Regions from separate parts of the Mus musculus genome. Here region 2 is linked to region 1. The links are chromatin loops, found by intact Hi-C in ENCODE. Cell type or tissue: left cerebral cortex. All regions are shown on one strand. Each heading gives the region's core, and the rest is flanking DNA. Links, peaks and the distances in the headings are about the cores only.

What was found. A loop is a pair of places that touch in the nucleus more often than their neighbours do. Peaks named below come from ENCODE experiments on the same cell type or tissue, not always from the same donor. Only the 100,000 strongest peaks of a DNase experiment are listed, where the experiment ranks them.
Region 2: a loop joins it to region 1, with 2.1 times the contacts of the local background. A loop is called at or near these places in 2 of 42 quality-filtered maps.

Annotation. Positions count from the first base shown.
Region 1 is chr8:10,098,581-10,114,908 of GRCm38, reverse strand. No RefSeq gene overlaps it. Among named protein-coding and RNA genes, the nearest start is that of Myo16, 47 kb to the left of the region's middle. In left cerebral cortex, for the core only: no CTCF peak of the experiment used is centred there; DNase peaks (open chromatin) are centred at 5,838 and 6,158; H3K27ac peaks cover 484 bases.
Region 2 is chr8:10,046,568-10,062,895 of GRCm38, reverse strand. No RefSeq gene overlaps it. Among named protein-coding and RNA genes, the nearest start is that of Tnfsf13b, 48 kb to the right of the region's middle. In left cerebral cortex, for the core only: a CTCF peak has its summit at 9,266 (motif pointing left); DNase peaks (open chromatin) are centred at 9,018, 9,189 and 12,145; H3K27ac peaks cover 779 bases.

The DNA.
Region 1 (16,328 bases), core at 3,723-8,722:
TTCATTTCATAGCGGGAGCAAATTGGGGTGAAACAGACTCTGGTGCAGTGGTGGGAGTGCAAGTTTTCACAAGTTGTCTGGAAGGAACAGGGTAATATTTACCAAAATTTAATGCATACCTTTCCTATTTCCTGTGTAGAAATTAGTGCTCTAATATAACTACTAATCTAATCACAGATATGCTGGAATCCAGGCACAGACATCAATTTTAACTGACAATGACAAAATGAGCTGCCTACCTGAGTTTTTAAAATGGCAGTTGAGTCACAAAGCAGGATGAACCTCAAACACACTGCTAAGGAAGAGTGTAAAATGGCCCCAGGAAGGTTTGTAAAATAAGGCATGGAGGAGTACAGTTACACAGGTAGTATAGTAGGCACAGTACCTCTTGTGAAAATAAGGATTGTTCCATAGTCACGTGACACGTGCATTAGTGCGTGGAAGTACTTGTTGGAAGGATGATTTGGGAGTTGTAATCAACTGTGTGTGACAGGCATGTGATGTGGGAAATCCCAGTCCTCCCCTTCTCTATGTCTCTCTCTAACACCATCTCTGGAAGCACCCATGCTGGCAGACATACTGCTGCCCTGTGGCCATTGTATAAGCTTTGGCCAAGCCTCTTCCCACCCTTTTCTTGCTATAGTCTGACTGTTGGAATAAAACGAGCAAATGAGAACCTTGTGCTTGGCATAAGAATCCAACAAGCAGATGAGGTCTCTATGACTCTCTAGCCATCACTATTCTCTCTATCCCTTGCCCTCTCACCCCTCCCCCTCTCCCTGACTCCCCTCCCCCTCTCCCTTTCTCCCCCTCTCCCTCTCTTCCCCTTCCTTTACCCCTTTCCCTCCCCTCCTCTCTCTTTCTCTCCATGTAATAGTGTAAATACCAAACAAATCAAATCACAGTCCATCGGCAGCCCCAAGACTTCATTCAACCCCTTGCTGCTTAGCATGCACACACACACACACACACACACACACACTCCACTCACTGTTGGTGCATTTTCCCTCTGTCCTATTCCTGATGCATATTATAAAACAGAGCTATATAGAGTATTATCATTCATATCTAGTCTTTAATTTCTATTCTCCGTTTCTGTGGGATTATTTTTTCCATGAGCAGCAATCCCTTTTCGTCTTCCTCCCACTGCTGGGGAGTACCCTGTTGTCTACACACACCCCACAAGTTTTCTTTATTCTGTTATTGATACAGACGTGTGTTATTTCCAGTTGGGGGCTATCTAAGTAGAGATGTGAGGACTGTATGTGTAATCTCTCCACAGGCACACAGACTCACATTTTCTGCTTTGCCATCATCACAGACACTTTGCATCTGTGGTTAGAGTAAGCAAAGAGCTAGCTGAGCACAGGCCTGGTATCTAAATCAACAGAGCAAGAATTGTTAAATCTCCTCTATGCCTATCCTGGAGGTGGGTAGGGCAGAGAGAGGCAGGGAGGAAGGACTTTCTGAAGACTGCTTAAACTTCAGTGTTCGTTTTGTAATGTTGTGGGAATGGGAAGATGATCTCAGCTGGTGCTCTTTAGTGCTGTCCATCTTGTCTTTGGAATATGGGTCTCTCATAGCTCACCCAGTAAGCCAGGCTGGCTGGCCAGTCAGCCCCACTGATCTGCCTGTCTCTATCCCCCAGCGCCCCCATTTCTCCCCACACACAGTGGAATAATAAGCACATGCAATCACACCCGGCTTTTTACCGTGAATTTTGCTGATTACCCTTGGGTCCTCATGCTTGCAAATGGCAAGCAATTTACTGACAGAACTATAACCCTTACTCCTTCTTAGTGTTCCCAAGCAGATATTCTATCAACTTTCACCCTCAGTCACGGTGGTCCTTTGTGTTTTTGGATGCATTAATACTTTGTGACCTGTAAATTTAATAAGAGGAAGCTATTTTATAAATTTTTATAATTTCTGGCTTGTATTTAAATACTTTCTGGGTCAGCTTTAAGGTTTATGTGTTTTCCTGGAGAATTTTCTATCCACCCATTTTTATCATTCTTGGCAACATAATCCCATGAACTCTTGTCATCTCCTTTGTGTGTCTTCACTGTTTGTTTTATGTATTGTTCTTTTGTGTCTTCACTAAATTATTTCATGGTTCCTGTGTTCGTGTCCAGTTCATGTGTATTAGTTACCTTTTCCGGACAGTTAATTAAACTGAAGATTTTGTGTTCATTACCCGAATTCTATGGAATTATTTGAGTAGTTTAAATAAGGAATTTGCTGGGCAGCAGTGGTGCATGCCTTTAATCCCAGCACTTGGGAGGCAGAGACAGGCAGATTTCTGAGTTCGAGGCCAGCCTGGTCTACAGAGTGAGCTCCAGGACAGCCAGGACTACACAGAGAAACCCTGTCTCAAAACAAAGCAAGACAAAACAAAACAAAACAAAACAAAACAAAACAAACAAACAAATAAAAAAACCACCACCAACAAGAAAAAACAATAAAAAGGGAATTTATTCTATTACATTTTCCTGCCATGTTTTCATTAAAAATGTGTTTAATCTCCCCTGTTCTCTGCATTTGTTCTTAGCCCAATTCAATTTTTCCAGAAAACTGTTTCTTTACTTACTTGCTGAAAACTGCCTTAAAAACTGTTCTGATTACAAATTGTCAGGCTTCCTCCCTCTGGGCTCATGCTTCTCAGCCTTCCTAATGCTGCGACCCTTTAATGCAGTTTCTCATGCTGTGGTGACCCCAAACCATACAGTTACTTCATTCCTACTTTTAACTGTAATTCTTTTCTACTGTTATGAATCACAGTGTAACTATCCAATATGCAACCCCCAAAGGGGTTGTCATACACAGGTTTAGAACCTCTGATCTAGAGGAATACTGTGTCTCCGCCCTTGGGCATAGCTGTCTGATTTTGGAATGTGGGTTCTGTGGTTACTGGCTACTGAAGGCTTAGCATCAAGTGTCCTTTCTGTCTTGTGGAGTAGGGAATGGTTTCCCACGTCCTTTGACAATGAGCTAACCTCCAAGCCAGTGTGAGTGACTAGGGAGGTCCTAGCTAGACCTTCAATGAGGGTGACATCCTTTGTTCTGTCCCTATCACTCTGCAGCCAGCAGAATAAAAGATCAGGTATTTCAGAGGCAATGACTTGAGTCTAGGGAGAGATGAGAAGACAAATCATTTGGGGAGGTGGGCAGGAGGGTGGGTCTGCAGGCAGGAGGGTGGATCTGTAGGCAGAAGAGTAGATCTGTGGGCAGGAGGGTAGATCTGAGATAGTTGTAGAAGTGATGTGATTGATTATGATCAAAATAATTTATATGAAATTTTAAAAAACTAAAAAGAAGTGAGAAATATTTTTTAATAGTATGGGTTGAAGTAATCTTTAAAAAGACGGTTTTCAGTAAAATTGGCCTCTCCCTGGAGAAAATGTGTGTAGCTGTGAGCTGATTTCTCAAATGATCCCTAGTAATCTTGACAATTCCCAAAGAAATACAAAGGATACAGGTGGAAGGCAGCTCACAGGTGTAAAAAGGCTTGGGGCAATATTTCTTGCATTCTCTAGTTACAGATTCTACAATGTGTTTAAATAATAGAAGGCCAAAGATGCATTAAATCTTTTTCCAATTAAACTTGTTCAACAATGCCAATATTAATTCCCCAGATAAGTTTCTACTATGCTTTTGGAGACAGCAAGAATACAATGATGAGGTAGATACATCCTTCCTTCAACACCATATATTATTCTGGAGGAGGTATCAGAGTCTGAAACCTGCCTGGTATCCATGTGTTTATTTAAAGTTTTGGAGTTTTTTTTTTAATTAGATATTTTCTTTATTTACATTTCAAATGTTATCCCCTTTCCTAGTTTCCTCTCTGAAAATCACCTATCCCCTCCACCCTCCCCGTTCTCCCCAACCCACTCACTCTTGCTTCCCGGCTTGGCATCCCCTATACTGAGGCATAGAACCTTCATAGTAAGCACCAAATATTTCGCTTATTAGTTTACACAGAAGGCTCTTCATTCAGCCTCCAACTTAGTTCTTTGATAACTTTTTCCTCAGCCTTGACAATCATAAATGCACACTGCACAAGCAAATGGACAACGCAATGGAGCTGCTTAGTTGGCCATGTATAATGGGCACACGTAGTTACAGTGAAAACAGCACCATCCTAGGATATGCATATAGTAACCATGGTCATTTCTATGCCGCCAGAAGACTATCAATGATATAAATAATTAATTAACCAGAGCACCAGTTCTTCAATAGACAAGGTTGAGAAATCCTAGAAAAACTAGCCAAAAGGAAGGAGAAGATCTAGTTTTAGAAAACTAAGTATAAAAAGCTGATACTATTGGAATTGACAGAATTATTGGAAACACTCCAAAGATCTATACAGCAATAACTTGGAAAATCTAAAAGTGGTTAAGTATCTAGACACATATGACCAATCAAAATTGGACCAATGTGTGAACGCCTAGATATGCCTGTGTCAAGCCATCATGTTGATCAGGTAGTAAGCTATCACTCACCGGTGCTCTGAGAAAAGGCCAGTGTGGCTAGAACTGCTGTTAAATTTTACCAGATACCAAACACTCAAGTCTCAGCCCTGTGGGATTGGCTATCATTAAAACACAAATGTTGGCAAGGATGAAGGGTGAGTATGAGCAGATAGGGACCATGTATGCTGCTGCTGGAAGTGTAAACTGATATGTAAAATATGGAAATATGCAGGGGTTTCTCAAAAACCCAAGAGTAGATCCTACCTGGGACCCCTTGGAATATACCCAAAGGAATCGAAGTCAGCCACCTGCAGAGCCACCTTGTCACCCATGTTTACTGCAGAACTATTCACTACAGCCAACATACAGACTCAGCCGGCAGATGATGGGTAAGGAAGATACAGTTTATATAAACAGTTGGATTTTACTCAGCCAAAATAGGAAAGAAATTAGACCCTTTGTAGGAAATGAATGAATTTAGAAATCACCAAGTTAGGTAAAATAAACCAAACCCTAGAACGCAAATAAGTCATTCTGTCTGTCATATGTGGAGTGTCTGATATAATATAATAATATAATATATTAATATAATATATAAATACAATGTAAAAATAGAAGAGGGGTTGTTTGGGGAGAGGAAGGAGCTACATGGGTACAACAGATAAGGAGGTCAGTGAGGCAAGAATACAGTCAAACTACATGGTATGCCTGACAACGATGTCATTGTGAGACCTCCACTTTTGACTATATATATGATGTTTTCATTACCCCTGCTCACTCCTACTACTGCTCTAATCTATAAACTTCTGCTAAAATATCACTTGGATATTTTTCTTTGAGGTATCTTAAAATAAAATTTACATGGATTCATATGCTGTCCCTGGAATCTGCTTACTGAAGGGTCTGGGGATCTAGGTGCCTTGAGTTCAGCAACTGGCAAGTTCAGTCAGCTGTTGAAGGACAGACATCAGCAAGACCAAGGGCAACAGCCACTGCAGCCTCTCCAGAGACCTGAGTAACACAGGGAGTTTCAGTGCTATCAGTAACCATAACTTACCTATAAATTATTTGAAATCCATTATTTTACAATCTGTAAAATTCCCTTAAGCTTAACAAATCAAACATTTCTAACAGTTTTTCCTTAAAAAGAGGCAGTTTAGATATAAGTATGTTCCTACTGTAAGATATTCTCAGTTCCTTGTTCACTTGCATTTAAACAACGTCTTAAAATATATATATATATAAACATTCACACATTAAGCGCTAGCTACTGAAATAAAATCGGCTCCCTTTAAGACATAAATGGCTCTTCTTGCATCAGCCACACCTGCTGTCTTGTGTGAGCTGTGTTTTAGCTTGACACTCTTTGAGCTTCAGAGAAAATGGGGGATTTTTAGCACCATCTACACTATTCGGGTTTTGTGATCCTGGATGTGGAAGTTAGCTCATATTTCTTTATCCGATAGGTTCTTAAAAGATCAGTGCATGAGAAGAAATGTAAATTTGGCATATCAAATGATCGACAATTATATTACTTTATAATACATTCAGGTTCTGTAAAGACAGGAGCTAACTTTAGCTGAATTCTTAAGACAGAAAAGACACTGGCAGTTTCCTAAATTAGTGTAAACCCCAAAATATACAACTTCCTTCTTAGAACCAAGGTTTGTGAGACTTACTTAGTTTAAATGCTGCTCTTAGCCTACGCTGAGGACCCCTCCCCCACATGCTGCTGTTCCTTTGCTCTAGTTATGGGTGACTTAGTCAGGGTTTTACTGCTGTGAACAGACACCATGACCAAGGCAACTCTTATAAGAACAACATTTAATTGGCGCTGACTTACAGGTTCAGAGGTTCAGTTCATTATCATCAAGGTGGGAAAATGGCAGCATCCAAGCAGGCATGGTGCTGGAGGGACTGGGAGTTCTACATCTTCATCTGAAAGCTGCTAGCAGAATACTGGCTTCCAGGCAGCTAGGATGAGGGTCTTAAAGCCCACACCCACAGTGACACACCTACTCCATCAGGGCCACGCCTTCTAATAATGCCATTCCCTGAGCCAAGCATATACACTGGGTTCCTCTGAGTTATGTGTGAAAATTTATGTTCTGTGCTGATGAGTGGCCATCCTCTTGCTATTTCTCTGTTTGCTAAAGTTGAACTTTGACCATCCTCGAAAAGTAAACAAATTCATCAATCTCAGAGTAGAGGGGCTTGCAGAGCTTGGGCCTCCGGGCAAGTGTTTCCTAATATGCACAAGTGATACAACGCCTGTGTGTGTGTGTGTGTGCATGTTTATATGTATATGTGTATGTGCACGCACATGTGCATATGTATATGTATATACTGAGTGTGTTCTCCAAATAATGAATAATAACATTCATCTGAAAATACTAAGGTTTTAGTACCAAAGCATGTTGAAGACTACATGCAGATACACCATCTTTACATGACATCTTTCTGAAGTAACTCATATCCCATAAACCTCACCTTGCTACAGTTCAGTACTTCAGTACCTTCAGAGTCTTGTAATCCTTCTGTGTTGGCTAGTTTTATGTCAATTTGACACAAGCTAGATTCACCTGAGAGAAGGGAACCTCAACTGAGAAAATGCCTCCATATGATCAGGCTGTAGGCAAGCCTGTAGGGCATTTTCTTAGTGATTGAGGAAAGAGGGCCCAGCCCATTGTGAGTTGTACACCCTGGGCTGGTGATTGTAGGTTCTATAAGAAAATAGGCTAAGCAAGTCATGATGAGTAAGCCAGCAAGCAATACCCCTCCATGAACTCTGCATCCAGCTTTCTTCCTGGTTTTGGTTCATGCCCTGACTTTTGTCAACTCAGGATATGTAAATGAAGTAAACCCTTTCCTCCCTGGGTTGCTTTTGGTTATAGTGTTTCATCAAAGCAATAGTAACCCTAACTGAGATACCTCACTACTATTTAACTCTAGAACATTCTCATCATTTGGAAGAAACACTGTGTATTATCAATCTGTCTCCACCTCCACTAACTCTACAGACACTAATAAACATCCTCTCTCTGCATACCCTCCTCTGCTGGGCACTTCACATCTACAGGGTCACAAAGAGGTGACCTGCTTGTATCCTTTCAAATAGACTTTCTAATGAATAGAAGATCTTGTTTTGTTTCATTCTCTCTCTTGATGTTATTTCGTTTTAAAGAGTTGCCTGATAAGAGATATAAAATCTACACAAGCAATTATGCTGTCTTATTTCCCATTCATCTGGATTATCTAGTTTCTTTAGGGTATACATAACCAATCAAAATCATTAAAAGCAAATTCGTAATAAGCACTAAACATATTCTGTTTAAAGAACATGCTTATTCCACTGCTGTTAGGAGTAACTTTTTGGCAAAATCAGATGCTTCTACCTGACATAGAGAAAGACACTATGAAGGCATAAGAACCCACAGTGCAAGGAAAGCCCTGAGCCTGGATCATCATAGAGCAATCAGTACCGTTGGGAAGTACAATAGAATTGAAAAAGGATGCTTTGATAATAGCAAATTTCCATGCAGGATGGGAAGAGGGGAGGAAACCCCTCATCTTCGTGTCTTCATCAACAATGATGTTTACCATAGTCACCAAGAGATAGATTTAGTTTTCCCTTTCAAAGCCTATTGATGGGTTCAGAGTAAAAGCATTGTATAAAATTAAAGATGTTGAAACACACCTGTAAACCATGGATGCAAGTGTGCCCTTGCCCAACTCCATGTCCACCCTCTCTCTGGTCCTCACCCTGCCACCTCTGAGTGAACTGTCCTCATGAACCTGATGACCATATCAATGTCTTCCCGACAGAAGAGAGTCCACCAGACACAAGCTTGCCCTCCTGGTGGAACACTGTATCCCTGAGAAAACACAGCTCTCTCTTCAGAGGGAATAGGAGATGGTTTATCTGGAGACAAATATGAGTGAGCACAAATCTAAACACAGGTATAGGTTATCCCCAAATTATCAATCAAGACAATTTCAAATTCCTTGGTGAAAGAAAAGCAGAAAATCTTTTGCTGGCCTCAGACACCATCTCCTGGGTTCTTAGCTTTTTGGTTGGTTTGAAGCTAATAAATTAAAATATTTCAGAATGTTTCCACTGATAGTCACAAGGATGTGGTATCAGACATCGAGGTGGGAAGGGTGGGTAAGATGGGGATTAAAGGAGCCCAGGATAGGTGCCAGTTAGGCTTTGTACATAGAACATTGCACTTCCCCAAAATCTTTGGAGTTCTAATTAGCAAGGAGCCTTGCAGCTCATCCCTCCACCTTCAGCTCACAAAAGTACAAGTTCAGTAGTCAGTTTGCAGTCACTACCTCGGCATTCACACAGGGCCTCTAAGAGGCACATGAATCCGAGTGGACTTATGTGGGATGTAAATTTATCCAGCCCAAGATGCAAACATCTTGGGAACAAGACATCTAGGAAAAAAGCTCCAGACTGGCACATTGAGAGGCCAACTAATTAATTCTGTATGTCGGTGTTTTCAGCTCCAAAGGGGGCTCTCTGCTATGGGGATGCAGAATGATCAAGTCAGAAATCATTGACTTTAAAGCATTCTATGCAGTGAGTGGTAATAATTATCCTCAAAGTTAGCATAACATCTAAAATAAAGACTTTACAAAGTATTACGGAGCAGAGTTTAATTTTAAAGAATATTGGCACTAGGCCTGGGTTTTGAAGAATGACACAGAATTTAGATTTTATCAAAAAAATGAGAAAAATTATCCATTTTCCATAGTCAGAATGGTTTCCAATGTAATAGACAGAAAGTGTCAAAATCAGACATCCAACTCATTCGGTGCTTGAAGGAAAGTGAGTGTATGCGACTCTAGCTTCAGTCTGTGCGGACTGACTCTTCAAGAGGCCCTGCTTAGAGTCTATGGTGCTCTTCCCTACTGAGCAGATTCTCCTGTCTGGTAGATAAAAACTTCAAGACTTCATGAGAGGTATCTCACTCTTGTTACCAACCCACACTGTAGCCTGTCATGACAGTGCATGCATTTGAGAAGTATGTTCTTGACCAAAGAAGGGGAGCTGGGCTTTAATGTTATAGTGAAAAAGTCTGGGCTACTTCCCAAACCAAGGAGACAGAGAAGAGGGAAGAGTGTGGCAATGCTTAGAACTTAAAAACCAACCAACATGGGCTTAATGAGGCCATGAATGGTGTTGCTATTGGAATTTTGGATGAGAGATAGATAAGTGGGTAAGGATGACATTCCTGCATACAGAGGAACAAGGTAAGGGTGTCAACCCCCCATGATTACTACCTCTGACAGGACTGTGAGAGAAAAGCAGCCTACTCTCCAGGCCATGAATGGAGTTCCTGGGATAAGCAGGGAAATCTAGAAGCATTGACATCATGGGGGTGGAGTGAGCTTGAATGGGAAGATCAAGAAAGAGAAAACAACTAAGAAGTACAAATATAAATACCTAATTTTAAAAATCCTTTAAAAAAAAAAAGAAGTACAAATATTCCTTAGCTTGTGTATTTCTATTGATGTAAAGCAAATCCTCATTGTGTGGGGGAGTCAGAAGTCTGGACATATCCCAGCTGGGTTCTCTGGTCAGGATTTCAACAAGCTGCAACCAAAGCCTTGGCTAGGCTAGGTTCCCCCACAGAAGCTGGGCCATGGCTCCCAAGCTTGCTGATACCACTGTAAGTGTCTTTGTGCACATGATTGAAGAACCCCACTTTTTGTTTGCAGTTGACTAAGGTTCTCAAGACCCCCAAAGTTCCTTGTTTCTTTCCTAGTGCTTCTGATCTAGGTTAACATGGAGACTTGCATGATGACACACATTCATTGCATGGGCACCCCACCCCCTTTGCTGTGTTATCATGGGAAGAACCAAGTAGCAAGTCATAATGTCACACAGTAGTCTGGCAGAGAGGTGTGAAGATCCAGAGGTGGCTCAGCCTGAACACAGCGCTCAGTATGAGCTGACAAGGTCTCCAAGGATTGGTATGTCTGTCAAGAGATCATTGGCCTCAGTGATGGAGTGAGGGCAGGAAACAAAATGCAGTGAGCTAAAGACAGATGAGGAATGAGGAACTGAAGATAGAAAACTACAGGACTCCCAGATGCTTAGCAATGGAGGGTATAGGGAAAGTAGTCACCAGACCGTGAGGGTAAGGTAGAGACCCTGTGGTCTTTGTTCTTAAGGTCAGCACAGGTCTTAAGTGAGACTCTGTGGGATAACATGAGCTAAATTGGAGAAAATCAGAACAGATCTTGTTGTTTTTGTTTAGGTGAGATAAACAAAAATGAGGTCATTGCTGTGTGGTTGCATGCCAATGTGTACCCTCTTGTGATGATTGAATTACCCCTGCAAGTAGCCTCAATAATCTTGTTGATTAATCCCAACCATAGGTGTTTCTTTGATATGCCATTGTTGCCCTAGCTGCAGGGAATGGACTCTATTCAGAAAATGTCACACAGCGGGCATTATGGGAAAGTGGAGGAGACCATGACGGGGAGGCAGAAGATAAAGAGGAGAAGAAGCAGGTAGAGAGTGAAGGATCCACAGGGGACCTACTGGGAGCTCTCTCTGTCCTCTCTCCCTCCCTCCTTCCATCCCTGCCTCCCTTCTGCTCACACTTGCTTACCCCTGATGTGAAAGAGGAGCAGCTAGCCTTCCCTGACCTGCCTCCAGCCCTCTTGCCTGTGAGGTTTCCTGCCCAGGTCCCTGTTCAAGTGCCCAAACTGCCTGCAGTTCCTACTTCTTCCTCCCCCTCCCCCTTCCCCTCCTCCTCTTAGTCTTCCTTCTTTCCCCTCCCCTCTCCTCCCCTTCCTTCTCCCTCCTCCTCTTCCCCTCCCTACTCCTCCTCCCTGTCCTCCTCCTCCCCCTGCCTCCTCCCCATCCTCCTCCTCCTTCTTCTTCCCCATCTTCCTCTTTTCAAATCATACCATATACCTGTTTGTAATGTTCCTGATTGAGAGTGCAAGAGACAAAATAACTGAAGAAAAATCCCTCAGAACTAAAAGAGCAAACCCTTCCTACAGTCTCAGCCAATGTTCCACTTTTCCTTCTCCCCAGTGTAAAGCTTCCCCAGACAGTCTTGGTAACTATCTTCAGAATAATATTTGTGTAAACTCTGCTTGCTCCTTCCACGTATTTTAAACATTAAAAAAAAAAATGTGCTTACAGACCACAGGTGATAGGAGACACCGTGGGGACAACACAAGGATAAACACTAGTGCTCTTTTTGAAAATTACCTTGATTTAGAAGATGATAGCGGCTGCACCTGCTTTCTAGGTACCCAAATTCTGAAGGGAACTGGGAATATTTTAAGCATTGCTTGATGAATTTGAGCCATTCCCGCATCAATGCTGTGTTTTCAGAGAAACAAATTCACAGGGACTGTGTGAACACAGTCACCTGTTACCTGCAGCCTCCTTTCTTGAGTGCAGAGTCTTCCGTAACCTACTATAGACTCTTGAATAGGACTTGGCAGTCAGCACCTTCTTTCCCAGAAGAAACGCTGATGAAGGACACTGTTTAGCTTAGGCTGGCTGCATCTCTGCTCGTTGGCCTTCTTGGCTTCCAAACACAGGCTTGTTCTTGACATGGGTGCCCTGCATCACTTAAAATGTACTTTTAAACTAGACAAGTCCCTGACTCATTCTTGCCTTGAGCATTTTTACCGGATTTAAGTTTCACAGGCTTAAATATTTTTCCATCGGGGCCAAGACACAGGATTTAAATAGTTAAGTGTGGTTTTTCCAATTGGCTCTTTCTCTTGTTGTTCCCAGCAAGTATCTGGATTTGTAATTCTCTTAGGAACTGAGCTCTTCAGCCCCTCTCCAGGCTTTGGGGGGGGGGGGGGGTATCAGTGCCCAGCCTCTCCAGCTACTGGGGAAGACTAAACACATTGATGGGTTTGCCTTGTGTTTCCCAAAGCATGAGAACACAAGGGGATACCTGGCAGGGGAGTGAGGCCTGTGTCCTGGAGGCAGGATCTGCTGGCTGAGGCTCCTTCTCCTTCTCTGCCACCTCTAGGTAAAAAGACTCAGACAGAAAACAGCACCTGAGTACTGATGGAGGCAGAAATGTGGGTCACCGCATCCCCTAGCAGACTCCTGCCTTCAGGGCTCCTGTGAACCAGAAAGCTGTATGACTGGGGGGGGGAGGGGATGTGCAGATGGACAAAGGGGAAATTCCCATCACTTAGTGGGTTAGAATTCATCCTAGCTGCATCAATAAAAGCTATGTCATTTTGTAATTTTCATGCCCAACATTCGACCGTGTTTATATGTGAATATATGAAACCAGAAATGTGAGTGAGCACCCCAACGAGCCACGGAGTAGGCAGCTCTATCTGGACAGAAAGCGTAGGCATCTGTAAAATGACCTTGTTAAAGTGGGGCCAATGCTTATGCAGCTGTGATTTCCTCATGGCCCTAATGCATGTCAGTTTTCATAACTCCAACTTTTCTCAAGTTACAAAAAAATGACCACCAGCTAGCCAATCTTCCTCTGGCATTTTGAAATATGTGAAACTCAGCCTCTTGGCCATTTACATTTTATCTATGATCTCTTCTTCTACTGAGAAGGTACACAAATACATGTGATACCAGTGCAAGCTAAAGCAGCAGCTCATTTCAGACATCCAGTCACTAAGAAAATGTGATTTAGTACAACAAATTAGAAAGTGGAAAATTAATGATACAATTAGACCACTGTCTATTCCCACTAAGAAGGGCAATTATAGATTTTAAAGTCATATTCAAGTGCAATGGTACATACCTAAAATCCTAGCACCCAGGAAAAGAAGGCAGGAGAATGGCTAACTTGAAAGCCAGTCTGAGCTACAGAGGGACACAGATCTCAAACATTAATGGTGAAAGAAGTAGCCAAGGCTGGAAATGGACATCAATGATAGAGTACTTGCCTAGCATGCTCAGGACTTAGATTCCATTCTAGCCAGATAGGTAGATAGGTAGATAGATAGATAGATAGATAGATAGATAGATAGATAGATAGGCAGGTAGAGACAGACAGACAGACAGACATGTCAAGAAAACCAGCCATCTACCATTGCTCTTTTGGCCTTATTAAGCATTAGTGTATGTTATGGTTTATATATGCTCAGCCCATGAAGTAGCACTATTAGAATGTGTGGCCTTGTTGGAGTGGGCATGTCACTGTGGCTGTGGGCTTAAGACCCATATCCCAGCTTCCTGGAAGCCAGTCTTCCACTAACAACCTTCAGATGAAGACGTAGAACTCTCAGCTCCTCCTGCACCATGACTGCCTGGGTGCTGCCATGCTCTTTCCTTGAAGATAGAGAACTGAACCTCTGAACCTGTAAGCGAGCCCCAATTAAATGTTGTCCTTTATAAGACATACCTTGGTCATGGTGTCTATTCATAGTAGTAAAACCCTATATTTTCCTGTATAATTGTCGTCTCCAAGCCTACTGCCTCTGTCTGCTAACCTAGGCCTAGATCTGCACATTTCTGGTTTTCTTTTTTTTTTTTTTTTTTTTTTGGTTTTTCGAGACAGGGTTTCTCTGTGTAGCCCTGGCTGTCCTGGCACTCACTTTGTAGACCAGGCTGGCCTCAAACTCAGAAATCCGCCTGCCTCTGCCTCCCAAGTGCTGGGATTAAAGGCATGCGCCACCACGCCTGGCTGATATGCACATTTCTATCCTCCATACAATCTTATCTAGATCTAGAGTGCTTTGCTTCTCTGAGACTTACTTCTGGATAAGCTCTTTCTGAACTCAGGCTGGCTGGTCCAGCTCAAGCTCCTCTCCAAACAGTGATTCACTCTGGCTTCTCTCTCAGCCTCTGACTTTTCACTCTGCTTGGCCTCAAACTAACTCTAACAATCTGTTCTAAACTTCTAGTTCCTTTTTCTTCTCTGGTTCATTCTTTCTTCACCTACATCTGGCTGTTTCTGTCTTTGCCCTGTCTCTGTAAAACTCTCCTGGTAAAACTGCCTCCTCCTCTCTGCACTGCTCTTAAGTAGCTTCCCTTTCCCTTCTCTTCTCATGAGAGTTGGGCAGATCCTATTCTGTCAAATCTTTCTCTGATTTGCCACTTTGTCTGCCACTCAATTAGAAATCACTTTCAAACATGGCTGCTTCCTTCTACAAACTAACTTTACCTTTATTGTTTAGGATTAAAAATGGGTACTAAGGGCATGCCTGTAGCCTAGCCAGAAGGATTAAAGCTGTGTGCTAAGGGCTGAGCCATACCACACTAGAAACAGCTTTTCCCCCAGTAAATAATACAATCTAGGGGCCCACAGTATGATCAAATATCCTGCAAGACACTAATCACTGGCGATCAAAATCAGACCTCTCACCAAGTGACCAAACTTTAAGGAATCCTTAAGTTCTGTTTTATGTGTTGTTTGAACAGCTGTCTTGAGAGAAGGCAGGTAAGTATCATAACATGTCAGTAAAAGACACAGGAAATCAGCATCTCATGGATGAGGGGAGAGATGGGGATGGAGGAGGGGTCTGCCCTGCTTATGTTCCCGAGTCATATACACATGCAGACCCTACACATTCCAATCAGTGTACAATAGACATTGACACTCTTCATGATAAATCCCCATGTGGTTCCACATTCCCAATGGGGCACAAATGGAGGCCTGTGGGGTTTCCCACCTGACTCATGCATCTCGACTACTACTTGTGAGTTCTGCAGACTACAATGTGCTGGAGAGAACAAGCCTGCTCTCTCTGCATTTGTAAGAAGATTACAGTATCTCTGACTCTACTGCTGGGACTGAGCGGCTCATTACCTCCTTGTCACGTCTCCAGCCGCAGGTAAGATGTTACAAATGATGGGAAATTTCTCTCTCTTTTTTTTTGTGATATTTTCTGAAGAGGCAAATCTCTCACAAGCAGAATAAGTTTTTCTCAAAACTCCCTACCAAACCCACTTGCTGATTAAAGTGATTTCTGTCACTGATCTGACAGCTCCATACTCAATAGTAATAAAGCTATCACTCTATTTAACATTCTAGGTATTGACTGGTGGGTTGACTCTGGTCACAGATAGTGGGAAAGATGGTAGGAATGACAGCATTGGGAGCAATGGCACTTGTAGTGTCATTGTCTGGTGTTCTCTGAGTCACATGCTCTGGTCATGGTACCTGTTCTCTTTTTAAAAACTTTTTTATTGATTCTTTGTGAATTTTACATCATGCACCCCAATCCCACTCAGATCTCCATCCCTTCATATCTCTGTCCTCCCTTACAACCTCACCCACAAAAGCAAGCAAACGAACACAGGAATTATACATATATGTACATATACACATACATATACACCATATATTTGTATATATGCATAATACATATATGCATGTATACATGTATACCCAGATACCCACATACACATATGCATATACATATATACACATATACACATACACACATATATATACACATATATACACATACACACACACACACACACACACACACACATATATATATATATATATATATATATATATATATATATATACATACAAACATATTTGCACATACATACTTACGCACGTACACACATACGAATATATACATAATCTCATTGTGGAAACTGTAGTGTGCCACACAGTACACCCTTTGTCCACACATCTTTACTTGCAAATGTTCATTCAAATGGGTCATTAGTCTGGTTCAAGGCCTCTGGCTTCTCCCACTTTATCAATACAGGAACTTCACTAGGACTCTTCTCAGATATCCTGTTATTGCCCTGTGTCATAGAGACCCTGCATCTTTGCCTCTGTAGGACCAGCCTCTTCACATGCTCTAGCAGTTCATAGATAGGGTAGATGTTGGATAGACCAACTGGATCTGTGCCTGGGT
Region 2 (16,328 bases), core at 7,227-12,226, 56 kb after region 1:
TTTTATCACGGTAGCTGGTTTTAGCCAGGCATGGAGGTGCATGCCTGTGATTCCAGCTGTGGTGGGGGAGGTGGAAAAGGAAGATCTCAAGTTCCAGGTGACTCTGGGCTATGCGGAGAAACGCTCCCCAAGAGGAGGATGGCGCTCCCCAAGAGAGGGATAGGGGAGGGAATACGGAGGAGGAAAAAGACGAACAGAAACAAACAAACAAACAAAAATGGTCACAAAATATTTCCTGTCTCACTTCAGAATGTTGTCTATTCTCATGTTTGGATCCGTCGAACCTTTCTGTGAACTCCTGTTGTTGTTCCATGCAAATCCTCCACCCCCTCTTGGTACCTGACTTCATGACTTCAACCAAAACTGAGGGTTTCATGGATCCTTGCAGAGATATAGCATCAATTTGCTCTGAGAATGTACCAGGAGCTTATAGCTCTTCCTTTCTTATGATGCAAACATTTTGTGTTTAATGTCAGTGTGATACTCACGCCCTGATGCAGGTTTCCCTGGGGTCAGATGCCATCCTCGCCTCAGACTTCATTTAAAATGTGATGTATAAATGTTAAGGTCTAAACCCACCAGATCTGAGGTCATGGGCGTGATGTAGACTCCATCACTGAGTGGATCTTATCTCCCTGTGTTTAATTTATTCTTACTTAATGTCTGGAACAGCCCGTTTTATAAATGATCGTTAGGGGTCAGACCCCTCAGCAGCCTCTCCTAAATTGCTCTCTAATGACTACTGTATTCAAAGCCTGGTTACTAGGGGCATCAGGAAAAAATGCCAGAAAAGAATTACACTTCCCTACCTTCAGATTCAAGGCTTACTTCAATATCATTGGCTAAATCATGCAAGTAAATTAAGTATATGGGCACAAAAATGATGTTTGCTAAAGGTAGAAAATAGTACTTCTTTGTTTAAACTAGTGGCTGGGCTACATTCGGAGTGTTCCACACTGCGCAGAGTAGATCATCCTTGGAATGCCAACTCCTCAGTAAAGTTAACAACTTTTGGGGGCTGAAGAAATTGTTCAGCTATTAAGAGCGGTGTCTTCTCTTGCTGAGGACTCCAGTTTGGTTCCCAGCATTGACACTGGAGCTCACAACTGTCCATGACTCCAGTTCTGTGTGTATGAGATATGCACATGGTTCATCAACATACATTCGGATAAAATACACATCATAAAATACATATGGATCTGCAAAAATAAAAATTACAGATTTTTTCACTTCGGAGCAATGCAACTCTGGGAAAATTACTTAATCCTGTGGGAAACTCAGGGTCCTCATAGATAAAATAGGGAGTGCTCTGAATCCAACATGAATTGAGAATGGAAAATAAAAGCAGAGTAAACACTGCCTTTAAAATACTTGACTAGCCAGCCAGGTGAGGTGGTGCACACCTTTAATCCCAGCAGAGGCAGAGGCAGAGGCAGGCAGATCCTGTGAGTTCAAGGGCAGCCTGGTCTACATAGTCCCAGGACAGCCAGGTCTATACAGAGAAACCCTGTATCAATACCCCCCCACCCAAATACTTGAATAACTAACTTTAAGAATGGTGACTCTTGCTTTCAGATTTCTATGCTCTGAGTCCCCTCCCCTACCCTGCTCAGACACATTTTGCATTCCACAGCTTGAATGGACTTTAACCCCATGCTTGTCTTTGCTTTCAAAGACTTCCAGGCCAGCCATTCAATTAGTCATTTTGTGTCCCAGCTGGCCTTCACCTGCTGCCTCAGATGGCTGACAGCTGCAGATGCAGTGTGGTCCTGTCAGCTGTCGCCTCTTTCTGCAGACACAGTGTCTTCAGGGTGAGTAGTATCACCTCCTCTCAGGAGCCTCTAGTGGGGAATTGAACCTCAAACTTCAGCTTCACCCAGCTGACACATGCTGTCCATCTACTGGACATCATTGGAGGGAGGAAGATGTATACAGTGGGAGGAGTTGATTTGCAGAAATGGAAAAGAACCATAGTGCAGAAGAAAGATGGAACATGGCTGGAAGGGAGAAGGACCCGGGTAAAATGAGAATTCAAGCCACAGCAGACTAGGGTGTGGTCCCCTCTGTGACGGAGACTCTTCTCCTATCCTAAGACTCCTCAGCCTTTCCCTTTCTGACTCAACCTCTCTGTCTTTAATGCTTAATTTTCTCCAACAAATACTTTATGTATGGTCAATGTTTTTTTCTAAAACATACACATGGTTATCTTTCTTTTATCTAATGTTGGGGGAGCATCTCTCAGTTTTCCATGACCGAGTTTACTCTTTGTTTGCCAGATATAGAATTCTATAGCATATAATAAAACTTCCCGTGGCCAGTGTCACTCGGTTCCTGCCCATGCAGAGGGACCCAGGAGGCCAGGCTAAAAGCTTCTTCCTAGGTAGGTCTTAGTGTCCCTGTTCCTATGGAAAGGCAATGGCCTGACGCCGTTTGTTAGAGAATCCAACCCCTATGGAAGAGCTAAATACCACTTGTGTTTAATATTTCACCCCATGGGCACTGAACTCTGCTTCTGGCTTCTCTGTGGTTAATGTTATCTGATTTACTATTTGGCTAAACAAATACAGTTCTCTACCTTTGTGGCGCCCCCATGTTGAGTTGACTCCAGCAGCTTTATTGTATTTGCTGACATCTGCTAAATAGATTTCAGAAGAACGTCTTTGCTATTCCCCAAGGCTTACATTTCATACACATTTTAAAACCATTTATCCAATTGGAAGCCAAATAAATTCTCTTGGAATTTTGATTATAATTTTATTAGATTTCTATGTTTATATAGAGAAAACCAACTATTGACATATGGATACTGCTTGTCTTTGTAACTGACTTTTTAAAATGTCAGATATGTTCAAATTTCCTTACTAAAAGCCTTATTAATTATTTTCCCACATAAACTTAACAAATTATAGTAGCTGTTTGGGCTTGGCAAGGCTATTTTGCTTTGTTGTTGTTGTTGTTTTAGAGCATGAATAGAAAGCATGGATAGAAAGATTTTAAAAGGGAATAATTATGGCCACCAGGAATTGGCAATCATTTATATCTCAGTCATTTTCCATAAAACATCATGTGTGCCACCAGCAAGAACAAAGAGTGTATGTAAGTATGTGGCTGCAATGTGAGTGTCACGTAACGTGACATACAAAAAATATATGACGAAGCTGATCAGTGTCTACAGTCAAATCGGTATTTTCAATTTGTCTCACACAGAGCCAACTGCATGCTACACATGTGAGATTCACCTTAAACAAATAACACAGGAGAGCTGCAGGATTTACAAATGCATGCAGAAGGAAACAGAGCTGGTGAGAAAGTCAAGTAGATGACCCCAACAATAAGTTGAAGTTCAAGCATGAATATTAATCAGAAATATGAAATATGAATTGCCATAGATAGTCCATATCTAGACATGGGGAGTATGAAGACATGCATGCCAACCACCTCATCAGCTTCTCCAAAGGGTGAGAATTACGGGGGATCCAGACAAGGCAGGCACACAACTCAGTGCAGGCAACATCCAAGTGCGAGAGGAGAAAAGGGACATTTGAGAACACAAGGGTAATTCTAGACAGGCCTCTGCTTTTCCATCATAGACAGTAAATCATTGTATATAAAAGAGGTTGTGTGTGTGTGTGTGTGTGTGTGTGTGTGTGTGTGTGTGTGAATAGAAGGCGTTCAAGAATTGGGGTGGGGGGGAGAATCCCCGATTGAAGCATGTCAGAGATCTACCAGTGACCAACAGTGGGGTAATTTAAAGAACAAAAACATCTACGGGCTGGGGGTGGCTCAGGGAAGGATTTGCTTCACAGGTTGAAGCCCTGAGGTTGATCCCCAGGCCCCAGGTAGAAATCCAGGGGAGGTGAGATGCACATTTCATCCCAGTGCTGTGGAGAAGGGGGTGATGTGTGGACCCCTCAGGATCCCTGGCCTTCCAACCTAGTCAAAATAGCACGTCCCCGACCAATGAAGAGAATCAGTCTCAGAAAAACCAGATGATATTCCTGAGGTACAACATAAAAGGTTGACTTCTGGCATCCATATGTATTAGAATACAACTGCACACAGCAGCACATAAATACACACATGTACAAACACTCAAATATCCCAGAGTCCATACGCTCTAAATATCTACATTAGCAAATACATTAACTACACATTAACAAATGTTGGGGGAAAGATCAATCCACCATGTGGAAGAATTCCAAACAATTAAGTAAACTCCCCACCCTCCAGGAAATGCACTTCGTCTCCACAGGCCTGAGCAGCTGCAGACGGCGGCTTCCTTTGCAGTGCTCAAAGGAAGCATCAATCATAAGGCATCATACTTTTCCTATGAACTCTGGACATGATGTGCTAACTGTGCCTACCTATGAGTCCCCTGTCCTCATGAGAACATCAGACCAAGTCCAACAGGCTTATGCTGGAAAATTCCCAGGCCTGCCAAGGTCCTGACTCACAAGCTTGAGAACATCCCAAGAGGCCCTCAAGGAGAAGGGATGGTCCTGTGTGATGTGCTGTATTTGACTGTATTCCCCTAGGGTTGCCTTTAGAGATCATAGCAAGAGACTCTGCTCCCTGAATGGGCTTATGCTACCACTGTCCAGATGGGTTACCGCTGGCGTATATTTCAAGTGAAAACCTGAGTCCAGTCTCTTTCTCACTGGTGCTTTCTGATCACATGGTATCTTTCATCATGCAAGGACCCATTATGAAGGCCCCTGGCAGCTGTGTCCTCTCAGTCCTGGACTGTGAGCAAGCACACATGTGTTCACTATGGAGTATGCTGCCTGTGGTCGGGTTTCAGTAGCACAATGTGGACTGAGACAAGCACACCCTGGGAAAGGGACACTAGGTAAGAGACAGGACAGTATCATTCCTGGCTCATTGATAGCTGCATACTCTATAGAATCTGTGAGAACCCTACATGAGTCCTCTCCCCAGGTCCTCTATGGTGGAGGAGGGCAGGGCTGACACCTAATCTGTCCTTTGACTACCACACGTACCTTATTAGGTGAGCAGCCTTCTTCCACAACGCTAAACAAATAATAAGTATTTTCTTTAAAGAATAAAGAGAATAAAGCTATAATGTACTTTAAAAAGTTTGACTTTGGCTGAGCATAGTGGACTCTGGTTAGTAGGCTGAGGCAGGAGGATTACAGTGAGTATGAGACAATACAAGGCTACATACTGTCTCAGAAAACACCAAAACCAACCAACCAAGCAAACAAACAAAACATCAACTTTGTGCAAGGCCAAATTCCAAATCAAATTTGACGAGTATAGTTTTAGGATTACCTGGGCTATGGAGTAAGTAATTCAATGAATTATGAAATAATGAGATGCAGTCAATGTTATTAGCATTTAGTACCTAATTATGCGACCAGAGTATTAAATAGCAAAGCATTAAATGAAGAGCCATCCATCCATCAGGATGCAGTGAGCACTGTAAAGAGCCATCCATCTAATCGGATGCAGAGAGCCTTTCAGCTGACCAAGGCTGGGAGACAGGAGGGCATGGCATCCGCCTTCTCTCAGCCTCCCTTCTCAGCCAAGTTTAGTGAATGAAGTGAAGTCCCTGCCTTCCTCTCCTCGCACATCTCTCATCTGCTGCACTCAGCTTGGTGCACCTGTGGGGTCAAAACTGCTTCTTTTCAGGTACAGCAACCCCCGTGGCTGAAACAGACAGCCAAGCAATGCTTGCTGATGTGTTATCCAGTCTTAAAGGCAACAGGAAAACTTCTCAACCAGCCACAAGAGATGGCCAGGGCTCTGGAGGGATGAAAATGAGAGTTGGGATATAGAGTGGGGTTGATTCCACTTGAGCTTGCCATGGAACCAGGAAGACACCACACTTGAAGCAGAGACACAGCAAGGCCTCAGGTGAGTATGATGTTTGCTTGTCACCCCAGGTCCTCCCGGGTGCACAGAACCTTCTGTGGTCAAGGAAGGCTGCAGGGGCCAAAGAAGCCACAGCCACAGTCACACCATGGCCACACTCATTGTTTTCAATAGGATGGATCTGAAGGAATACCACAGTCTGTAGTAGGTTATGTCCACCCTCTGGCTTATGTGCTTCCACAGGCTGCTTCCTCTGAGCCAGTGGCTTGAATGTGGTCTGCCTGCCTTCCAAGGCCTCCTGTAATGCTTTCTTTCACCCTGACAAACCACCCACTGCTGGGAAGTCTCCATAGTCTTACAAGTCCAGGTTACATACTGGACTATGTTCCTGTTCAAATCATTCATTTGCTTCAGCCGCATCCAGAGTGCAGGTTAGGCCGACTGTGCCAGTGAGGACACAGCATGCAGATGGCATCCTTGTCCTCTTTACCTGAGGCTCCTCCCTCCTCCCATTTCAGTACCCAGCCCCTTCAGCAAAGCCTCACTACACCGTAAACCCTGTGGCATACAGAAAGAGAAAGGTGACAGAATTCGGGTGTTTAGTTGAGTTTTAGGAGTTTTAACCTCAAAAATTAACTCAGACCCCTTGGAATCCTTTACAGTTATATGTATCATGTGACAAGAGTGCCTTTGGCAGCGATATTTAGCAAGTTTCAATCATGTGTTTATTAGAATAAGATTGGAAATAGTAGATTCCTGACCTCGAGCTCGCAGATGTCTCCACAAAAGCAAACGCAGAAATATCTAATCCTCAAGTCATACGGATAAGAAACACAAGTAAATTTGTTTTACTCACAGGAATATTTCTAAGTATTTCCAACTTATTCCTTGTATGAATGGGGCATAGGAGTAATGGAAACTACACTCCCTGACCTGCCAGCAGGGTCTTCCCACAGAGAATGATGAAAGCAAAACAGAGAGCAGGCCAGAGTGTGAGGTCACCAGCCAAAGGAGATCTACTGCTAATCTGTATCAGAAACCAGCAGCCCCAAGTTTCTGCCAGCCTTAGATACCATCCTCCCTAAGTCTAGCTACAATGTTTCTTCCTCACGGCTACTCACTGGAAGTCCCCGAGTTTCATAGCATGAGTTTCTTAGGTGGGATCTTTTCAGTTTGAAATGTTTATGAGAAACCTCTGCTTCCAGAATAAGCTTTGTTGATCCTCATGAGTCTGCAAGGGGTGCTGTGAAGCCATAAGGACCAGATGGAGGAACAACAGTGAGTGGCTCTCTCCAGTTGAGGAGGCCAGAGAAGTCAGTCAGCTCAGCATGCCTCAGCCTCCTCCGGAGGGTGCATGGGCAAGGGCTGCCCTGTGTTCACCTCTTCACTGGAGATAAGTGTCTTGCTCACATGATAGCCTCCCTGTGTGAGGCCAAGTTCAAGATCTGCTTTCCTCGTCTGTCCAATTGGATTGAGACTCACCCTTGTGAATTCTGGGTGACTCGAATGTTGCAACACCTGTTTCTCAATCTCCAGGTAAGATTACATTACAGGGGACTAGACTTTTTAGTCTTGATGTGTCTTCTTTTAGAAGACGCAAAAAGTATCCCAAATGCCATGGTTAGTAAAAGATATTGTTCGTTACTGTATATTCCATGAAACACAAGCTTTCAGCTTGTTCAGGGGTCCAGAGTAGTCTAGAGAGCCAAGCCCTTACTTCTTTCGCTGAGAATGGTCAACTTCCTCAAGTTTGCCATACACAGTTTAAATCCTCAATTTTCCAATCTGTTCAGCCACTCTATGTCTTAAGATTAATTTATTCTAATTTTATACATTTGAGTGCTTTTGCTTGCACATATGTAATTTGCACCATGTATGTGCCTGGTTGTACCAAGTTTTTACATGTGAAAAAAAGCTATCGAGTTAGATCTGCTGGAACTGGAGTTACAGGCAGTTGTGAGCTATAGGGTTAGATCTGCTGGAAATGGAGTTACAGGCAGTTGTGAACCTTTGTTGGGATGCTTAGGACTGAACCCTAATCCGTGTGAGAGCAACCACTGCTCTTAAGCATTGAGCTGTTGCTCCAGCACTAAATCTGTCTTTTAATTGAAAAGATTTGCTGCTCCTCCATGCCCAGCCCACAACAACTGTCTTTTAACAGCTGTAAATAACGATGCTTCAGACCATTACCTTGATGGAAGCAGGTGATTTTCTTTCAAGCAGTTGTGGATGTTCACCGTGTTTAATGTGTGAAAAAATTGAGAATAACAATTTTTTGTGAAGCCCATAGTCAGTTTCAGTATTTTGGAAACCAAAACCGCTAACAGTGACCACAGTTTTTGGTCTGTCACTAGCTGCACACTATATTTACTGCTGGGGCCCTTGTTGTCTTAGTCACATCAAAAGTAGACAAAGATGGAGAGTTGGCTCGAAGGTAAGAGCCCTTGCTGCTCTGGTAGAGAGTTTGGGTCCTGGTACCACCAGGTCAGGCAGCTCACAACTATTTGTGACTGCAGGGGATCTAACTCTCCTGGGTACTCCTGAGCACTGATCCATATATATGTGCAGAGAGAGAGAGAGAGAGAGAGAGAGAGAGAGAGAGAGAGAGAGGAGAGGGAGAGAGACAGAGAGACAGACACAGAGAGAGACAGAGACAGAGAGAGGGGGGAGAGAGAGGAGAAAGAGAGAGAAAGGAGAGAGAGAAGAGAGAGAGAAAGGAGAGAGGGAGAAAGGAGAGAGAGAAGAGAGAGAGAAGAGAGAGAGGAGAGAGAGAGAGAGAGACAGAGAGAGAGACAGAGAGAGACAGAGAGAGGAGAAAGAGAGAGAAAGGAGAGAGAGAAGAGAGAGAGAAAGGAGAGAGGGAGAAAGGAGAGAGAGAAGAGAGAGGAGAGAGAGAAGGGAGAGAGAGAATACAGAAGCAAAAGCAAGGTCCTGTCAGTTCTCATCCAGAACGTCAGGTCCTAAGTGCCTTCCAAAAGTCTTCCTTTGTCTTACCCCTTCTTGGCAATAGGCACACTGTATCAAAATGCATCTCTGCTTTGCAGTGTTAAAGAAGATCAGGTCTCTTGTCTCTGAGATACAGCACTGAGCTCTTCCTATGCTGAGCTTGCTCACCCACACTCTCCAGATGTCTTCTGCTCTGCCCTCACTCACCATTGCAGCGTGGCTGTCATCTGCTGCAGCCCCTGAGAAGGGATGAACACAAGAGAGTGAAGAAAGTGTGGGGCCAGGGTATGGGCTTTCCCTAACTAAGCAGGACAGGTGATGTGGAGGAAAGAAGTCCCTGTAATTAAATTCAACTCCTCTTTCAAAGAGGCTGCTTATAATTAGCAGAAGCATTCCAGATTTGTGGTTCCTCTCTATCTCTAAGAAAGGCTTTCTATTCTTAGATGCTCCGAGCAGAAGCAACTGCTGTGCTGCCCCCACCTAGTGGCAACTACTATAAAGCCTTTTATGCTCAACATTAAGACGCTGGATGGGACTGAAACCCAATTTTCTCATGGTCTTAATCTTTCCCTGTAATAAATTAAGCCGCTTGAAAATTATATAAAATTTTTAATGATGAGAATATGATCTTGTGAAGCTTTGAATTTGTGGCTGACAAAGAAAGTGTTTCTTGTAATATTAAAATTACACGAGACATCATTTTCAAAGGGCATTATTGTTCTCAGTGAGCTTAAATAAATAAGTACTCTTTCACAGAGCCTTGCCTCTCTTCTAAGAAGAGGGTGTTTTCACACAAGTTCCTGATTAAGGTCAGAAATCTGGGTGTTTGCTCTGAGCAGCTCTCTCTCTCTCTCTCTCTCTCTCTCTCTCTCTCTCTCTCTCCCTCCCTCTCTCTTTCTCTCTCCCTCCCTCCCTCCCTCCCTCCCTCCCTCCCTCCCTCCCTCCCCCTTGTTTAGGAACTAAACCCAAACTCATGCATGACAGTCAATGACTCTACCACTGAGCCTTCTTAAGCAAGCAGCAGAACAGAACCGAGGGAATACCCTGACAGCTGACAGTAGGGAACCTGTTCTTTATTCTGGTTTTTTTTTTTTCTCACAAACATCATAAAAATGACTGATCCCTGAAGACAATCTCTCTAATGGAAGAGGATCTTTAAGGCTGCTTCAATTAATTGCTAGTAGTTACAGGAGGCTTCGTATTAAGAAATAGCATCTGATTAGGCTGAAAGCAATTTAGCCAAAGTAATTTGGCTCACTACAACTGGGGTGAATATGAGACATTCCACTTAAAAGCCTAATTGAAAATGAATATTTAGCAAATGATTTCTCAATCATAGTGCTTCTTAAATAAATTGCTAAAATATCTGAGTCTACTAAGTCTTTGGGGGCCATAACTCTACTCACTCTTTGTTAAGTTATCATTTCTTCTGGCTTTTTGTTGTTGTTTGTAACAGCAAATACATTGACAGATGCAGGTCCTCGAACTTTGGTAATTGTGACACTCTGGATAGTCTTATGGGTATTATTTGGAGGGGAGATAATTTCATCTACTTCAATATATTACAAAGATTTAAATAAAAAATTATAAAAATACATTTAAGAAATTGTCAAAGATACAGGAATAGTGAAAGATAAGACATTACAAACCCTACCAGTAGACTGAAAGGAGTTTGTCGTTTCAGGAGAAAGTGAGTGTTATTTTACTTGATTGTCCTGGGGGGAAGTATACACTTGGTTAAGCAATATTGGCACGGTCACCTGTGCCCATTCGGCGATGGATGGAGAGGTCTGGAGATGGAGCTGCAGAGATCAATTGGCTGGATCAGGCGAATGAGAGGCTTCTAGAGGGACTGACATGGGAACAACCCTTCTCTGAGTGGGATAGTTTGTTCAAACATTAACAAGGAAGTGGTGTTTCTATAAACTAAACGAACAGTGTCAGAACAAACATTCACCTTTCTATCACAGTGAAACAAAGGCACCAAGAAGGAATCCCTCAGGCAGCATTTGTTAAACCAAATTTTTATCTGCACTGAGTCCCAGAACAAGGGGGTTTTGTTACTGTGTAAAAATTAAACCAGGGTGTGGTTACTGCAGCTGATTCTCAGCTGCTTCCCTGCAGTGGTGGTGGATTGTAGCCTGGAATTAGAAACCAAAGGAACACTTTTTGCCCTATTCCACTTTTAGACAGGGAGCTTAGGCACAGCAACAAAAGAAAACTCGAACAGATAACATAGCCTATGAGCATTAGGGCCTCACCTCAGTCCTCTCTGCTCATGCCTTTCCTTATCTTCCTGTTTTCTCCAGAAGCCAGCTGCCAGCTTCTGTGACGTCAGAAATGAAATGCTTTCATATTGCATTCTCACACACTGCCATTTATTAATGGTGTGATGTGACCAGTCAGTCATTGGCACAGATTGTGTAGACAGTGAAGTGTGTGTGTGTGTGTGTGTGTGTGTGTGTGTGTGTTGTGTTGTGTTGTGGTGTGTGAGTGTGTGTATGTAAATGTGTGTGTACTATGTGTGGTGTATAGCGGGGGTGTTTATGTGTGTGTGTGTGTGTGTGTGTGTGTGTGTGTGTGTAGTGTGTCTGGTGTGGGGAGGTGTTTGTGTGTGTGTGCATGTATGTGAGTGTATATGATGTGTGTGGTGTTTGTGTAAATATATGTGTGGGGTGTGTGTGTGTGTGTGTGTGTGTGTGTGTGTGTGTGTGTGTGTGTAATTTGTCTTTCATAATGAAGGATGGTGGTACAACTTCGGGAGACATCCTGGGTGGGAAGCTAAGATCTAGTCTGCATCCCGAAGTCCAGAGAGTTATGGAAAGCTCTCAGAGCAGTGTGACTCAGCTGCTCTGGATGATAGCTGCTTAGTCCCAAGAGAATAGAGTGTACACTGGAGAAATGAATGCTGTTCAAGATCGTGATGCCTCCCCGCTCTTACATAGTCACTCAGTTAACTTCCCTCAACGATGACCAAAGGTCTCCATCTCTGGTGGATCCCATGGTCCAAAATTTTAAAACATTGGTGCGGCCTCCCCTTGGAGCATTTGAATATGCACTTGCAAACTGTAAAAGGTGCCTGTCAGAGTGCTCTAGACAACAGGAGCATGGCTATGGGTCTGCCTGGGAGCACAGCACTCTCTCCTGCTATCCTCCCTTCATGTCACCGTATGAGGTGGTAGCACTAGGGTGTCTACTTTTAATGATTAGAAACCAAAATGTCACCACAAAGGGTAGGACCACCATGGCAAGGTATCACGTGCATCCTTGCCGGTGCACAGCAGATGCAGCCATGTCTCAGAAGCTGCCTAACCCATTGGGCACTTAGATAAAAGGCTGTATATGTATATGTGAACATAGATGGAACACAGCTAAACTCAGAAACGAAAGGCAAAGCCTAAGCATTTCCCAGGAGAAGTGTGCTAAACACCTATAAATGAAACTGCAGACACAAGGGGACAGGGAGATAATTTTACACATTCTTAACCCATGAGAATACAGAACGGAAAGTTAAAAGGGTGAACGTGACTTTCCATTCCTTTAAAGATGCTTGCTTTAAAAAAATAGAAAATACATGTGTAAATTTAGTATATTTGAATATAAATAGTTGAAAGTACTTGAGTCTACAAGGCAGACAAAATTATGAATTATACATAAATTATTCTGTCCCTGACTGACCCAAATCTTTATTTCTTGAAAGTAGCATTTCTGTGTGTCAGCATTTCTGTGTGTGAGAGTGCAGACTAGAGGGCTGGGGTGATTTATGGATTCTTGACAGCTGGGTGGGATCTGTAACCTCAGTTTCTCAGGAGTGTACCAGGTCTTACCTCTGCAGACACTTTGGCCTAAGCTTCTGTGGGTTGGATCTGCCCTCAGCCGACTCAGGGCTCAGCCATAGATGTCCACTAACAGATTTGGAAAGTGTATGTGTTTCTGAGGGTCTACTAGTCCCCAAGGTCCTACCTCATTGGTTCTTTTCTGGTTCTGCAGAGTGAAACAGACAAACAAACAAACAAACAAACAAACAAACACTGAGGCATACCCCTACCCCAACAGAAAAGCACATAAAAAGTCAGCCCTATGCAAAAAGACTTACTTTGTGCCCTCATCCTCGGGGGCAGGTGGGGGGCATGTACAATATTTCTTTTGCCTGGCCAGGTTCAGTTCTTCAGAGCATTCCCCAAGAGTTAGTGCACCTCAGTAGTAGTATAACAGGGTTTGCTAGAGGTGGTTTTCTGACTCTGCCTTCAGTGCTCTACTCTCACAGGTATTACAGATCACTGAAAGGTGACATGGACTCTGCAGATGAGTGAAGTGCAAAGCGCTCACACTGAGAGTCTCTGATGAAACAGGCAGATGTTTCCATGCCTCTATCAGAGCCCTGTCCTGTGATGCTCAGATCCAAGAACGGGAGTGGAAGAAAAAGTTGTCCTCATTAATGTAGATGTGTATGCCGTTCACATAGCCATTTCTCAACTATGAAACACGAACCGAAGGCTCTTCTGAGCCAAAGCCTGCACCAGGCAACGGGAGATAGTGAGGGGACTTAGCTGGAATTGGCCTTGGACCTGAGGGACCCGGGGATTTCGAAAGGAAAGCTGAGCAATGCTAAATGCAGAGCTCTGCAGAATCTCCATGGCTAAACCAGGGAGCGCCTGCAGAGCAGAGATGCTGGCATCCAACTGCAGACAACGAAGACAAAGCAGGAGTCCTTCCACCCCCGCAACCATGCTGCATATACATACATTCTCTATAATTACCAGCGTACAGCTTGTGGGTCAAGGCAGAGTGTGTGGGCGAAGATTTACAGAAAGATTTTTTGCAGCTTAAGATTTTGTGCAGGATTCCTGAAATACAGCACAGACTTGTGTCTTCGCATGGTTGTGGTCTGGTACAGTCATCCAGAACTGATGGGTTTGGACTCCAAGGTCAATGAGAATGACACAGCCATTCACATTAACATTAATCTACATGTTAATAAGAATCACTAAGATGGCCCTGGCCTATGTCAGTTCACAGCCCAGACGAATCCTTCTGCCCACCTGGCTGGTCTATCTCAGCCGCGAGTGAATTCGATGTGGTTGCCTCTGAGGCTCAGGGACTACTAAACCTTATTCATTGTTACTAAACCTGAAAGCTCTTTATAAATGAATAAGAAGGCAGTGTAGTTGCACCCTCTGCCATGAATGAAGACTGTTTTAGGAAGTAAAGGCAAGATGGTAACCATGCATGAAATACCACATTCAGAAGCTTTGGTGAGTCTTGGGGATTTGATGATTTCTGCCAATTTGGGTACATTGTGGGTATGTGAGTGCTCTTTCTGTATGTACACCTGCATGCCAGAAGAGAGACTCAGATCCCAATCATAGATGGTTGTGAGCCACCAAGTTACTGGGAATTGAACTCAGCACCTCTGGAAGAGCAAACAGTGCTCTTAATCGCTGAGCCATCTCTCCGAGGTTTTGCCAATTTGAAACAAGCTAGTCACCTAGAAAGAAGAAATGTCAATTGAAAAGCAGTCTCCCTCAGTTGACCTGTGGGCACTCTGTGGTACAATTATTATCCTTGCATCATTACTGATGTGTGAGGGCTTAGCCCATTGTGGTCAGTGCCCTCCCTGGGCAGATGCTCCTGAGGTGCTTACAGAAGTAGACTGGGCAGGATCCATGAGGTGCAAGCAAATTTACAACAGCCCTAAATGACCGCTGCTGCAGTTCCTGCCTCTCGATTCCTGCTTGACTTCCTGCCCTGAATTCTTGTCATGATGGACTATGGTGCAGACACATAAGCCAAATAAAAGCTTTCCTCCCCAATCTGCTTTTGATTATGGTGTTTATTACAACAGAAATCATAGAAGACAGGAGCCAACATAAAGAAACTGTACTATCACCCTCAGAAGGCAGAAAGTAAGGCTGTGAGACGCTGACCTTCAATGGAGGAGTGCTCAAGGGCAGAAGAGGGAGAGGATTTGGGTCACTGGTTTTGAGTGGACAGCTAGAAAACCATCAGCCATATTATAGCTCATTCTTTTCAATATACATGTAATCAGTGTGTGTGTGTGTGTGTGTGTGTGTGTGTGTGTGTGTGTGTGTGTGTGTGTACATTTGACAGATGTATATAATATGTGACCAAATTAAGATAAACAGATATTCCAATGTCTCTGTATAGATCAATTCTTGGGTTGGGAACATTACAAAGTTATTTCTTTCAGGACATGGTGATGCACACCTTTAATTCTAGCACTTGGGAGGCAGAGGCAGAGGCAGGTGGCTCTCTGTGAGTTCTGGTCTACAAATAGAGTCCAGGAAAACCAGGACTTGATTTATTTATAAGTAAACAAACAAAAAGGTACATAAAATTATTTCTCTTCACTATAGCTCATTTTATAACCAATTGTAGAATTTGGTTATAAATCCTTTCCCCTTTTTACACCATCATCATCATCATCATCATCATTATTATTATTTATTATTATTATTACTATTGCTGTTATTTAGGGGGACTGTCAAGCACACATGCGAAGGTCATAACACAACTTGGTGGATGAATCTGTTCTTTCCTTCTGCTACATATGTGGGTTCCTAGGACTGATCTCAGGTTGTCTGTCAGGTTTGGCAACAGCTTTACTCAGAGATTCATCTCTCTGTCCCCCTTTTTATCTTATCTGGGGTCCCACAGCCTTTGCCCTCCCGAGGATGTTGCATTAGCTACCCTCTGCACAGTAGTACTGCATTCAGCCTGTGTACCTGCTAAAGTCCCACAACGACTGTACCATGTACTGTTTCCATCAAACAGCTAGAAAACCTGTCTCCTTCCATCATCAGCCCATCTGCCACCAAGTGATTTTTTGTCCAAACCCATACACAGCCCAGCTTCTGTAGTATGTGTGTTCCCTGAGGCACATACAGGGCTATCCATTTTCCCTGGCTTCCTTCCTCCACCTGTGTGCACCCGACAACAGCTCCCAAACCTCCACCCTGGGCAGTCTCTATGTCCTCTGACTTCAGTGCAAAAGCTGGACATCTCTGCAGCACCCATATCACGCCATGTGCCCATCACATCCGAATGTCCCCACAGAGGGTGACATGGCCGATTGTGTGCCGCATCTCCTAGAAAAGGATCCCGCTGCATTGTTAGAAGAAAGATGAGCAGTGCTGTCTGGAGCTATGAAGGATGAAACTCTAGTGATTGTTTCTACTTTTAATTGACTCACAGTAGTGCCAGTATGAGGGCACAGTGGAGACTTCAGCCCTCATATACAGTGACTAACAGCTGGACGACCTGTGTTTCCAGCTTCCTGCAAACACGCCATTTCTCCCAGTTCTTCAGAAGATACATAACAAACCACTGTAAACTGCTGTCACCTCAGCAGCAGCAGAACACTAGAACCTGCTCCTTTCTAGCTACATTTTGGTGCTTAGCCCCTCCACCTCCAGCACCATCCTCCTCCACTCTGTCCTTGGATCACCCTGTGATGTGATAAAACCTCTGGCAAAAAGCAACTTGGGGAGCAAAGGGTTTATATGGATTACACCCCTCAGTTATAA